Linked DNA regions of Homo sapiens: region 1 is linked to region 2. A link is a contact called in ENCODE Hi-C data. All regions are on one chromosome and are shown on one strand. Each heading gives the region's core, a stretch centred on a gene start or an enhancer-like site at or near the end of the contact. The rest is flanking DNA. Distances are from core to core; before and after follow the strand shown. Region 1 holds the start of EIF5B (eukaryotic translation initiation factor 5B). Region 2 overlaps MGAT4A (alpha-1,3-mannosyl-glycoprotein 4-beta-N-acetylglucosaminyltransferase A).

Region 1 (5,790 bases), core at 776-3,275, 680 kb after region 2:
TTTCATCTTTGTATCTCCATAGAACACAGCAGGTACTCAATAAACATGTATTTAACGTTGAATGAACACGTGCCTGACTTCTGTTCAAATTACTACACTGTTAAGTTTCAAAAGTATTTGAGTCTAAAAAACCAAATTGTAAGCTCCTCGTGAGTGCTATAAAATTGGAAAGGTGCTGTATTTCAAACACAGCAAAGATTTCCACGCTCCCTATCGCCCAAGAAAAATGTCAGTAGGACTGTGACCCTCAGTGAGGGGGCTGGAAGGAGAAGATAATAAGATACTGAATTGAACGTTGGAAGCTGTGCTCCAGGGATAAGCACAGAGAATGCCTACCCTGGAACTTTATAGAATGAGCCCAGAATTTAATTATGGGATAACTGGAAAAAGACGAGATTAAGAAGAGCTATTCTGGGTGTAGGTGTTGGTGGTCAGAGCATTGAGAATGGGGTAAAGAGACGATGCAACCCCTCGTTAGCTTTTCATTTTTCAAACCACAGCCTCTGATTCTTCCTTTTTACAGCTCCGCTGGAAGGGTGGGACGGGACACAGCGCGTCCTCAAATTCCCTAGTCATTTCCTGGACACCCTTACAGGTATCCGCCAAAACAATCAAGGGGCCTGGTCCTTAACTGAACCCCAGGTACCTCCCCAATGGCAAGCCGGCCACTCCCTGCGCCCGGGGAAACAGAGGAAAGCACAGTCCCGGTGGCCCCAACTTCGACGCCTCCTGGTGCGCTTGCGCAAGAGCCTCTGCCAGGACACCGACACCGGTGCTGGGGCCGCGCCCCTCCTCCGCTCCGGATGTGGAGCAGCAGAATGTTCACCAGCACCCGGACGTGGTGGTCGGATTCTTCTCACTACCCTCTGCCTCACCTGAGCTCTCGGTGACGCCTGAGAAGTGAAAGAGCAGCAGTTTCAAAAGACACGTCCACTCCGGCTTTTGCCTTGCAGTAGCTGCCGGCGGCTGCAAACGGGCCGTCACATCCGCCTCCTTATTGGCTGCGAACCTCGCGCGATATCACCTTGGACGCCAGAGGAAGGGGCGGGCGGTCGGGTGGCGAACAGTTCTGCGCGTGCGCCTCCCGCCCAGCAGCCCGGAACCCAAGGTGTCCGACCCTTGCTTTCCTCCGGGTACACGGCCGAACTGGAAGGCCGCAAAGCATTGTGGGAGTTGCAGTTTCTTAGTGCGCAGGCTGTCGTGGCCGGACTTTCTCAGGAGCGTGCTTCAGTATTCACGGTCCAGTGCGCCAGACTGGAAATGAGACAGCTGTGCTCTCGCTCAGCCGTGACGCTTGAACTGCGTTTCCATTCTGTTAGTGTTGAATGAACATTTTTCTTTTTTTTGTTTTCTTTTGTTAACATTTTTCCTAAAGTCGAGGCATAAACATATACAGCACAATTAACTTTTGCATAGTTAAAACCCAAAATATCACCGGCCAGATCCAGATATAGAACATTTTCCACCACCCCTGTAGGTCCCCTCTTGACTCTTCGAAACACAGGAATTTTTAGAACTCGCCCTCGCTTTGAGGGTGAAGCTGAAGACCTATGTTAGGGAATTGATCGGCTGTGTCCTGTTCTGTTTTATTCAGTGACTGTACATAATGCATAATGCATGGATGTTACTGAGAGGTCCCTATTTTGTCCTGAATTTATCTCTCTCGCAAACCCCCAGAGGACTCTATTGGTTCGTTGTGGTTCTTTACTGAACTTCGTGCGGCTGAGAATACAAAGATATAAAGGGAAGCCCAAAGCCCACTCCTGAACCGAAGCGTGCGTTCCCCGTTGGGAGAGGGGTGAGGTGGCGAAATTGACAGCTTCATTGTCCACCTCCGGGTTCTAGAACGTGGAAAACCCGCGGGTGTCGGCTCGTGGCGGACGCTTGAGGGCAGGGGGCGCTCGGGCTGCTGCCTGGTCGGCCGGTCAACCGGAGACGCTCTACCCGAAGCGCAGCTCTCGATGAGCCGCGCCCTGCGTCCTCACGCCGAGGCGGCTGGGCGATGCGCTTGCGCACTGAGAACTCACACCATATGTGTCCTGTTCCAGTGCGCGGGTCTGTGGAGAGCCGGGTGCGAGCGGCGGCAGCACGAGGGGAAAAGAGCTGAGCGGAGACCAAAGTCAGCCGGGAGACAGTGGGTCTGTGAGAGACCGAATAGAGGGGCTGGGGCCACGAGCGCCATTGACAAGCAATGGGGAAGAAACAGAAAAACAAGAGCGAAGACAGGTAGATAGGGGTTGGGTCCGTACGGCGGCGGCCGCCGTGGCTCAGTGGAGTGTGCGGGTCTCGCCGGGCGCGGCGTCGGACCGGGGTCTGGGCTCGCGATGAGCTTCGCGGGGTACCAGGCCTGGGCCCAGAGTGTGCGGAGCGGGCCCAAGCCCCCGGGCCGGGTGGGCACGTAGGGCCTCGACGGCGGGCGGGTCCTCCCAGTCGAGCCTCGCTCCCCCGGCACCCCTTCCCCGGCCTGAGGAGCGGGGTAGTCATTTGAGGGTTCCTGGTCGCGCGGGGAGGGTCAGGCGGCTTCGCCAGCGTGGCCCAGGCCAGTGTGAGTTTTTTTCCGCGCTACTCTTGGCGAGGGTGGGGAAGTTCTTTTTATGCCTCTTATACCTGTGAGTACTTTGGGAGGGAAGGGAGCTTGAATGTGATGTACGGCCGGGTTTCTCTACTCGCGGTTTCAGGTACGTTAGAGTTATGGGGAGGTGTTTAGCAGTTCGCTGTCTCTCAACTTAATCTGATTTGGATACAGTTTTCGTTTATTTAAGGGCTGATTGTCCAGCCCTCATGCTTTTCGCTTTCCTTCTTCCGGCCTGTTTTTTTTTGTCGTTTCTTTGCTCTCTAGCCTTCCCCTAAGAAAGGAAGGGAAGAAGAAGAAACCAACCAACCGAGGTCGCTCCTTTCTAACCACCTGCAATGCTTTGGGGAGGGAGGATAAGGGTATATGCGAGTTACTTACCTAGAGATTTTTGAGACATTTCTGTGTGTCACATTCGATTGAGTTCTGTTACTCATGATGGAAAGAGTTGACTTCCTGGGAGTGAACAACATCTGTTACATTACACGTTCGTACACTACCCACCAAACTTAAATACGAGGCGGAGAGTAAGGTAAATTAAAAAAACTAGTGCTAGTTCATCAGTCTGACTCAAAACAGATATGTTGTCTTGAAGTTAAAATAAGTTTACTAATTATAAATTGGAAGCCTGGATCGTTTTCTCACCTAGCGTTTGACTAGCTTATGAGTAGAATTAAAAGACAACAAAGATAGTCTTGTATTTCAGTTTTAGGTCTATTGGAGGAAGTTAATTGGTTTGGAGAATTGAATTATTGTTAAACCAGATGAATGAGAAAATAAGGATTATGGGTGATGTAGGGGAACACAAATTTCTGTACTTTTGACAGGAATTTTTGATGTATAGGGTACTTTTTTCCTTGCTAATGTTCAGCTGTCTCTAGAAAATAGAGAACTGAGTATAATGAGCCTTTATGTATTAATTACCTGCCTTCAACCATTGTTAGCACATGACCTGCTTGGTTTCATCCCACCTACTAGAAGTGTGTGTATATATATATATATACAAATATATATACACACATATATATAAATATATATATATACAAATATATACACAAATATATATATACATTTTTTTTTTTTTTTTGAGACGGAGTTTCCCTCTTGTTGCCCAGACAACAAGAAACTTAGGGCAATGGCGCGATCTCGGCTCACTGCAACCTCCACCTCCCTGGTTCAAGCGATTCTCCTGCCTCAGCCTCCGAGTAGCTAGGATTACAGGCATGCACCACCACATCCGGCTAGTTGTGTATTTTTAGTAGAGACGGGGTTACTCCATGTTGGTCAGGCTGGTCTCGAACTCCCGACCTCAGGTGATCCGCCCGCCTCGGCCTCCCAAAGTGCTGGGATTACAGGCGTGATCCATCGCCCCTGGCCCCCACCTACTAGATATTTTAAAGCAAATCTCATTAGCTTTTCATCTGTAAATCCACCAAGTATATCTGTAAGAAATATTAATAGTGATTCTTAAACATTAGCAAATATTCAGTCAGTTTGCTGATTTCCCTGATTGTCTTATTACAGTTTTTTTTTCAATTCGTTCGTTTGGTTTAGGATTACACAAATGTGTTCTTTAGATTAAAATTACATATATATGTGTTTTTGTTTTGTTTTGTTTTTTGGAGATGGAGGGGCAGTCTCACTATGTTGCCCAGTCAGGTCTTGAACTCCTGGCCAGTGATCCTCCCACCTCAGCCTCCCTAGTAGCTAGGACTACAGGCGCGATCCGGCTTATATGTTTCCCTACTTACACTTTTTACTTTCCAGGCTCTTTCACAATAGAAAAAAGCCATTGGGAGACAAGATGTTTATTCTTGTCTGTGTCTTTTTAGGGAAAAGTGAGTGTCTCATTGATTTATAAAGATTTTCAGGGATGCTGTAAAGTTTAAATTGCACACTAGACCCTGTTGTTAAATGATTGGTTTGGTTGTGTAGAAGAAATGCTGTTTTTTCCCCCTCTCAACCTAATCTGTGTTTTGTTGTTGTTGTTGTTGTTGTTTTGGTTTGTTTGTTTTTGGCTCATGTTGAAGGGAAAGTGGTGGCAATATAATTTTAAAACATTTATTTTCTCATATACCAATATATGAAATTGATACATTTTGTGAGTGTGTGTGTGTATAAATGCCTCATGGACTCCTTTTTATGAATGGCTTTCAGATTGTGTTTAAGAAATCCTGAGCTTTAGCAGAGTTCCCTTTGACTGGAACTGCTTGGGTTTTTATTTTGGTCTTCCACATGAGATATTGGGAGATGGGGAATGGGAAGTTCCACTGCTTTGTGAGTCAGCTTTTTACCTTTATTTTAATATTTCTTTCCTTTCTTCAGGGATATTTTGAATATTTGTAAATGGGACAAAAACACAGACTGGAAAGAAAATCTAGAGGGAGAAAGTCCAATTTTAGGATTAGTATTCTTGTTTGTGTAAAATGAGATAGAGATCCGGTTTTATTCTCCTGGGTGAAGGTCCACACTTTAAAGATTTTACTGTCATTCCACCTCCCCTCCTTGGCTATGTCAGGCATGTTTCTGGCAAGGTGTGAACTGTGTGAGAAATGACAACTGCTTATTTAGTTATCAAGAGAAGGCATGGAGCCACTTTTCAGTTCTTGGACAGAACATACAATACTCACTGTCCTTAATTCTTATATTTAATTAATCCTTATTTTAACTTCTTAGCCACTCAGTATTCATTTAAAATTAGATTTTAACTTACCTAATTTTATTTGTACAGCATGTGTCAGTGATCAAGATATTTATTCTTGTCTGTGTATTTTTAGAATTCTAGAATTTTGCTTAAAGACCAAGTTCTAGAATTCTGTTCCAGTTTGTGAAAAATCTTCTTTTTTTTTTTTGAGATGGAGTCTTGCTCTGTCACCCCGGGTGGAGTACAGTGGCGCGATCTCCACTCACTGCAACCTCCGCCTCCTGGGCTCAAGCGATTCTCCTGCCTCAGCCTCTCAAGTAGCTGGGATGACAGGCGCCCAACACCTGGCTAATTTTTGTGTTTTTAGTAGGGACAGGGTTTCACCATGTTGGCTGCCTGGTTTCAAACTCCTGAACTCAAGTGATCCTCCCACCCTGGCCTCCCAAAGGCCTGGAATTACAGGTGTGATTCACCACGCTCAGCCCCAGTTTGTGTAATTCTAAGAATGAGATTTTGATGTGGTGTTTGTTCAGCAAGTTTTCCTGACCTTTTTCAGTTGACTCGGGAAACTTGT
Region 2 (5,422 bases), core at 589-3,088:
TCATAGTAAACTGCTACTCAATCTTTGCAGAATACAACAGATTAAGACATAGCTTAAAATTGAGGTCTGAAATTACTACGTTAAATATCTACCCTGAGAGCAGGAAGATTTTGCCTGGTAAATACAGTGTGAAAGATTTAATCTCATATGACTCTCTCTGTATTCACTGTCTTCAAGATTAAAGACTGTTATTTAATAGTGTTACATACATAGGACATTCAAGTCTTTTCTATAATGAAATAAACCAATTTATCCCATCACATAACTAGATATATATGCACCTACTTTGGGACAATATCAAATACCAATCAGAGGTGATCTAATAAACAATGAACTCCACAGAGAAATGAACTATCAAGGAAGGCATTTTCTTTTAGCAAGAAACCCAAGAGATAATAGTAACCAAAATATTTGTATGTTTATAATTAAGAAGAACTTACTCTTTCTCCAGGTTGGCTACAACACCATGTACATAATCAATATCTGTCTGGGAAAGAAAAAAAATGTATCTATATTCAAGTTTTTATATTTTTATTTAACTGTTAATACTGAACTCGAAATTAAATGAATGATAAAAACATTCATTAAAACCATACATTAAATTTTTAGACAATTTATTAAATTTGCATTTCTGTATTGTTCTATTGTACTACTGAATGTCACTGAGCACTTGCTAATAAGCAGATATTGAAGTTTTTATTATTTTAATTGTCTGTGTTGCATTCACTAGGAAAACTGAACACAAAAACTACTTCTATCAAAACATCCAAACTATTGTGAATAGCATTAGTGACAGATGCTGCACGATATGAAGAAAGATTTTTCTACTTGGAATCATAAAACCTAGGTTCAAGGTTTGCCTCTGTAGCTACTGAACTGCATACTCTAAAGTCATTTCTCTGAGTTTCAACCTATTCTATGAAAAAAAGGAAATACCTTACAGATTATGAGATTAAATGATAAAACTATGTAATAAAAAACTGCTATTATTACACCATATTAATATTACACTGACACTGAGAACTGAATCAAGAGCACTTCAATCAGTTAGAAATAAACATTTATCAGATCTGCATATTTTTAAATTATGAACAAGTCAAAATTCTAATACTTCTTATTAATTTTTCTTTATTTTCTTTATTGATTTAATGAATCACATATTCACATTTCACAAACATTTACTGAATGCCTACTCTAGGCCAGGCTGCACTGCAGTGAACAAGTCTAAGCATGGCAGGCATGTTTTAAACAGACATTTTCAACCAAGTTCAGATCTAACCCAGCATGGAGGGTAGAAGCATCAGAAGAGGATGCCTGGAAGAGGTGACGTTCAACAGTAAGAATTGGCTTGTTCCAGGGCTCTGGCTCCCAGGGGTCTAACAGAGATAAACATCATTAGCTTTTCTCCTCTAAGAGGTAAACGGAGTCTGTCTCTGATGCTATGTCAAAGACCGTGAAATTGGGTCAAAGTGAAACCACTTTCTAGGCTAGCTGTAAGGACTGACAAACAGGGTGGAGCACAGGTGATGGGCAAATGTAAATAATTATGAGCATTATTTCTCCGGTGTGTGTGTCCAGACATCATCCTCCTCCTAACTCCAGATCCTTGCCCCTTCAAGGACCCCAGGAAGCCCAAGGGACAACCAGGCCAGGGACATGGCAGGCTGGGTTACAGGGCCATAGCCACATTTTTGAGCCAGCCAGAGCCCTATTGATATGGTTTGGCGTGTCCCCACCCAAGTCTCATCTCGAATTGTAGCTCCCATAATTCCCATGTGTTCTGGGAGGGACCCTGTGGAGATAACTGAATCATGGGGGCAGTTTCCCCCATACTGTTCTTGTGATAGTGAATAAGGCTTATAAGATCTCATGGTTTTATAAGGGGTTTCCCCCTTTCACTTGATTCTCATTTTCTCTCTTGTCTGTTGCCATGTAAGACATGCCTTTCGCCTTCTGCCATGATTGTGAGGCCTTTCCAGCCATGTGGAACTGTGAGTCCATTTTTCTTTATAAATTACCCAGTCTTGGGTATGTCTTTATCAGCAGCATAAAAATGGACTAATACACCTACCTATCAATTTTAAATACAGCGATAACTTATAAAAATGCTCAATTGTTAAAAGACTCAATGATATATAAAATATAATCTATGTTATAAAGACTGTCAAAGCACTTAATACTTGAGAAAAACAAACAAAAAAGGTATAGCTTAATCCTGGAAATTGCAAAACCATCAAATTATAAAAAGTTTTTATAACAGGCTTTCTGGAAAACAATATACAAACATCGGTAGCATTTCTACATACTAACAATGAACTATCTGAAAAAGAAATCAAGAGAACAATCCCATTTAAAATAGCTACCAAAAAAATACTTAGGAAAAAATTTAACCAAGGAAGTGAAAGAACTAGACACCAAAAATTATAAAATGTTGATGAAATAATTTGAAGAACACACAAATAAATAGATATCTTTGCTCATGGATTGGAAGAATTAATATCATTTAAATGTCCATATTACCCAAAGTGATCTACAGATTCAATGTAATCCCTATCAAAAAATTTAATGACATTTTTCTCAGAAATGGGAAAAAAATCCTAAAATTCATATATAACCACACACACACACACACACGCACGCGCACACACACACACACACACACACACACACACACACACACAACAAATAGCCAAGGTAATCATGAGGAAAAACAATAAAGCTGGAGGCAACACACTTTATTATTTCAAACTATACTATGAAGCTATAATAATGTAAACAGTATGGTATTGATTTTTAAAAAACAGACACACTGGCCAATGGAACAGAATATAGAGCCTAGAAATGAACTCATGTATGTATGGTCAATTGATTTTCAGCAAAGGTGCCAAGAACACTCAATGAAAAAAGTTTCTTTAGTAAATGGTGCTGAGAAAACTGGATATCCACATACAGATGAATGAAAGTGGAACTTCAACTCACGTGAAATATACAAATAAACTCAAAATGGATTGAAAACAAAAGAAGACTCTAAAACTACCAGAAGAAAACATAAGGGAAAAACTACACGACATTGGCCTGGGCAATGGTTTTTTGGATATGACCCCAAAAGCTCAGGCAACAAGAACAAAAATAGACAAATAGGATCACATCTAACTAAAACTCTTCTACATGGCAAAGGAAATAATTAACAGCATGCCTGACAACCTATGGGTTAGGAGAAAATATCTGCATGCTGCACATCTGATAAACAGTTAATATCCAAAATATATAAGGAACTCAAACAGCTCAAGAGTAAGAAAAAACACTGAAAAAATAGGCAAAGGACCTGAACAGACATTTCCCAAAAGATGACATACAAATGGCCAACAGATATACGAAAAATCCTCAACACTGCTAATCATTAGGGAAATGCAAATTAAAACCACAATCAGATATCATCACATCTGTCAGGATGGCTAACTGTCAAAAAGACAAAAGATAACAAGTATTAGGAAGAATGTGGAGAAAAGAAACGGATGGATATATACACTGTATCCATACTGGATACATACATGGATCCACTGTATCCATATTATCAAGCTCTGAGTATAGGTTGGTAAATAAAGAAGATCTCTGTTTGTAGAACTTAAAACTGGTGAGAGAAGCAGTTCATAAGCAAACAAACAAAAATATGTACACATATGTATGTGTATATATAACTGAATATTGTGTTATAAAAATAGAATGCAATAATAGAGGAAAAACAGAGATGGCCTACTTAAACATTACATTCAGAGAAAATCTCTCTGAAGACTTGACATTTAAGCCTAAATTTGATACATATTTCTATTCAAATGTACAAAACTAAACAGAAAACATTAAAAGGGCTATTTTAAGTTCATTAATTGGAGCTTTGTCCTTAATAGCATGTTGATGCTATAGCAATGGTTCTCATTTTTTATTAGAACCCATTTAGTTAAAAACATGTTCATAATTTACCCATCTCTGATCACCTCCATGAACAGTCTCCCAGTCCAAGCCTCACCTCGATTATGGCAACAGCTTTCTAAGTAGTCTCCTTTCTTTTGCCCTTACCAAAGCAGACAGCAGGATCCTTTTTAAAAAGGCAAGTCATATTATTCTTGCCAAAAATGCATAGTCAAAATATAATCATGAGAAAATATCAGATAAATCCAAACTGAGACATTTTACAAAATAACTGACCAGTGCCCATCAAAAATGTCCAAGTTCATGAAAGACACAAACATGGACAGGAGGAAGCTAAGGCATGAGAACCGCTAACTGCAATGTGGTGTTCCATAGTGCATGCTGGAACAGAAAGGCGAACCCAGGCGGAAAAACAGGAAACTCAAATAAAGTCTGTAGTTTGGTTGAGTATTATATCAGTGTTAATTTCCTGGTTTTGATAACTATAATATGGCTACATATGTTGTTAACATCAGAGCAAGCTGAGTGAAGGAGATACCCTCTATAATTTCTGCAACTTTCTGTAAATCTAAAATTATTTCAGAACAAAAAGTCTTAACATATAATTTGAAATAGTTATATTTATGTAGAGGAGTAACAGGTAATTTTTCATTATATATTTATGTAATTGTTTTGAACAGTATGCATTTGTTTACTTCTCTAATAAGGAAATCATCAAGACCATTTTCATTTAAAAAGACATGGGGAACTCTAAAAAGTTAGGAATTAGTGGGCCAGAACTAGACCATGTCCTAAATCCTTTCCCATTCTGAAATTCTATACAATAATTAAGAAAATATTTACTCTAGGGTCTTATTCCTCATGATTTAAAAAGAACTTGCTCAAGATTTATTCTTTCTCTAAATCTTTTGAGGAGACTAAAATACAAGAAGTGTGGTATTTCTCATTCACATGATTTCTTAGGAGTACAGAGAAGGGATGGAGAGAATAAAAGAATGATAAAACCCCAGCTGAGCCTAAACCTTTTTCAGGTTTCAGGACTCCCAAAGATCATCAGTGCAAATCTCCAAATTTAAGTCTTAGAGCTAGAAATAGGCACACGTTCTTAAAGATCTACGGGTGTAACATCCTATTGACAACAAATATTACTATTCCTGGTTTGTAATTGCAGGACAGAAGTGAGTTCAATTTACATTAAACTACCAGATAGAATATATTACCTAAGCTTTACTCATCACATTTTTTAAAAAGCGTTTTTAAAAGCATATTCAAATATTCAATTAGAGTTTCAACTCTTATAGGCTATATTTGGTAAAAACATAACAACAATTAAATAATTACCTCTCCTATGAAGACTACTATAACACAGTCCAACTTCTCTTCAGGATACAGGTTATCAATAAGGGAATGAAGAGTTTCTATGAGGTAAGATTTAACTTCTCTCTTCACTGTGGGAATGCCCATGACTATTGAAACTGGAAAAAAAAATAGTAAT

Evidence for each region. Hi-C counts contacts between places; a loop is a spot of excess contacts on that map. Pooled maps may share reads with other maps.
Region 1: a loop to region 2 is called in a pooled map, with 7 times the contacts of the local background. The contact joins the promoter of EIF5B here to the enhancer-like site in region 2. A Hi-C loop is called at or near these places in 1 of 168 maps with a recorded cell type or tissue (chondrocyte), 2 of 37 single-sample maps with no recorded cell type and 11 of 50 pooled maps.

What each region holds. Positions count from the first base shown.
Region 1 is chr2:99,335,364-99,341,153 of GRCh38, forward strand. EIF5B (eukaryotic translation initiation factor 5B) reads left to right here and starts at 2,026. Exons shown (of 24, transcript NM_015904.4): 1 at 2,026-2,226. The coding sequence starts at 2,192. It overlaps TXNDC9 (thioredoxin domain containing 9), which reads right to left and starts at 970. Exons shown (of 5, transcript NM_005783.4): 1 at 876-970. RefSeq lists enhancers at 738-1,278, 815-864, 1,115-1,264, 1,625-1,674, 1,685-1,764 and 5 more and a silencer at 2,295-2,454.
Region 2 is chr2:98,657,778-98,663,199 of GRCh38, forward strand. It overlaps MGAT4A (alpha-1,3-mannosyl-glycoprotein 4-beta-N-acetylglucosaminyltransferase A), which reads right to left. Exons shown (of 16, transcript NM_012214.3): 5 at 5,269-5,402; 6 at 441-487. Among named protein-coding and RNA genes, the nearest start is that of UNC50, 52 kb to the left of the region's middle. Within about 2 kb of position 1,839, at least 3 of the 41 ENCODE cell types and tissues checked have a DNase peak (open chromatin) inside an H3K27ac peak, as active enhancers do.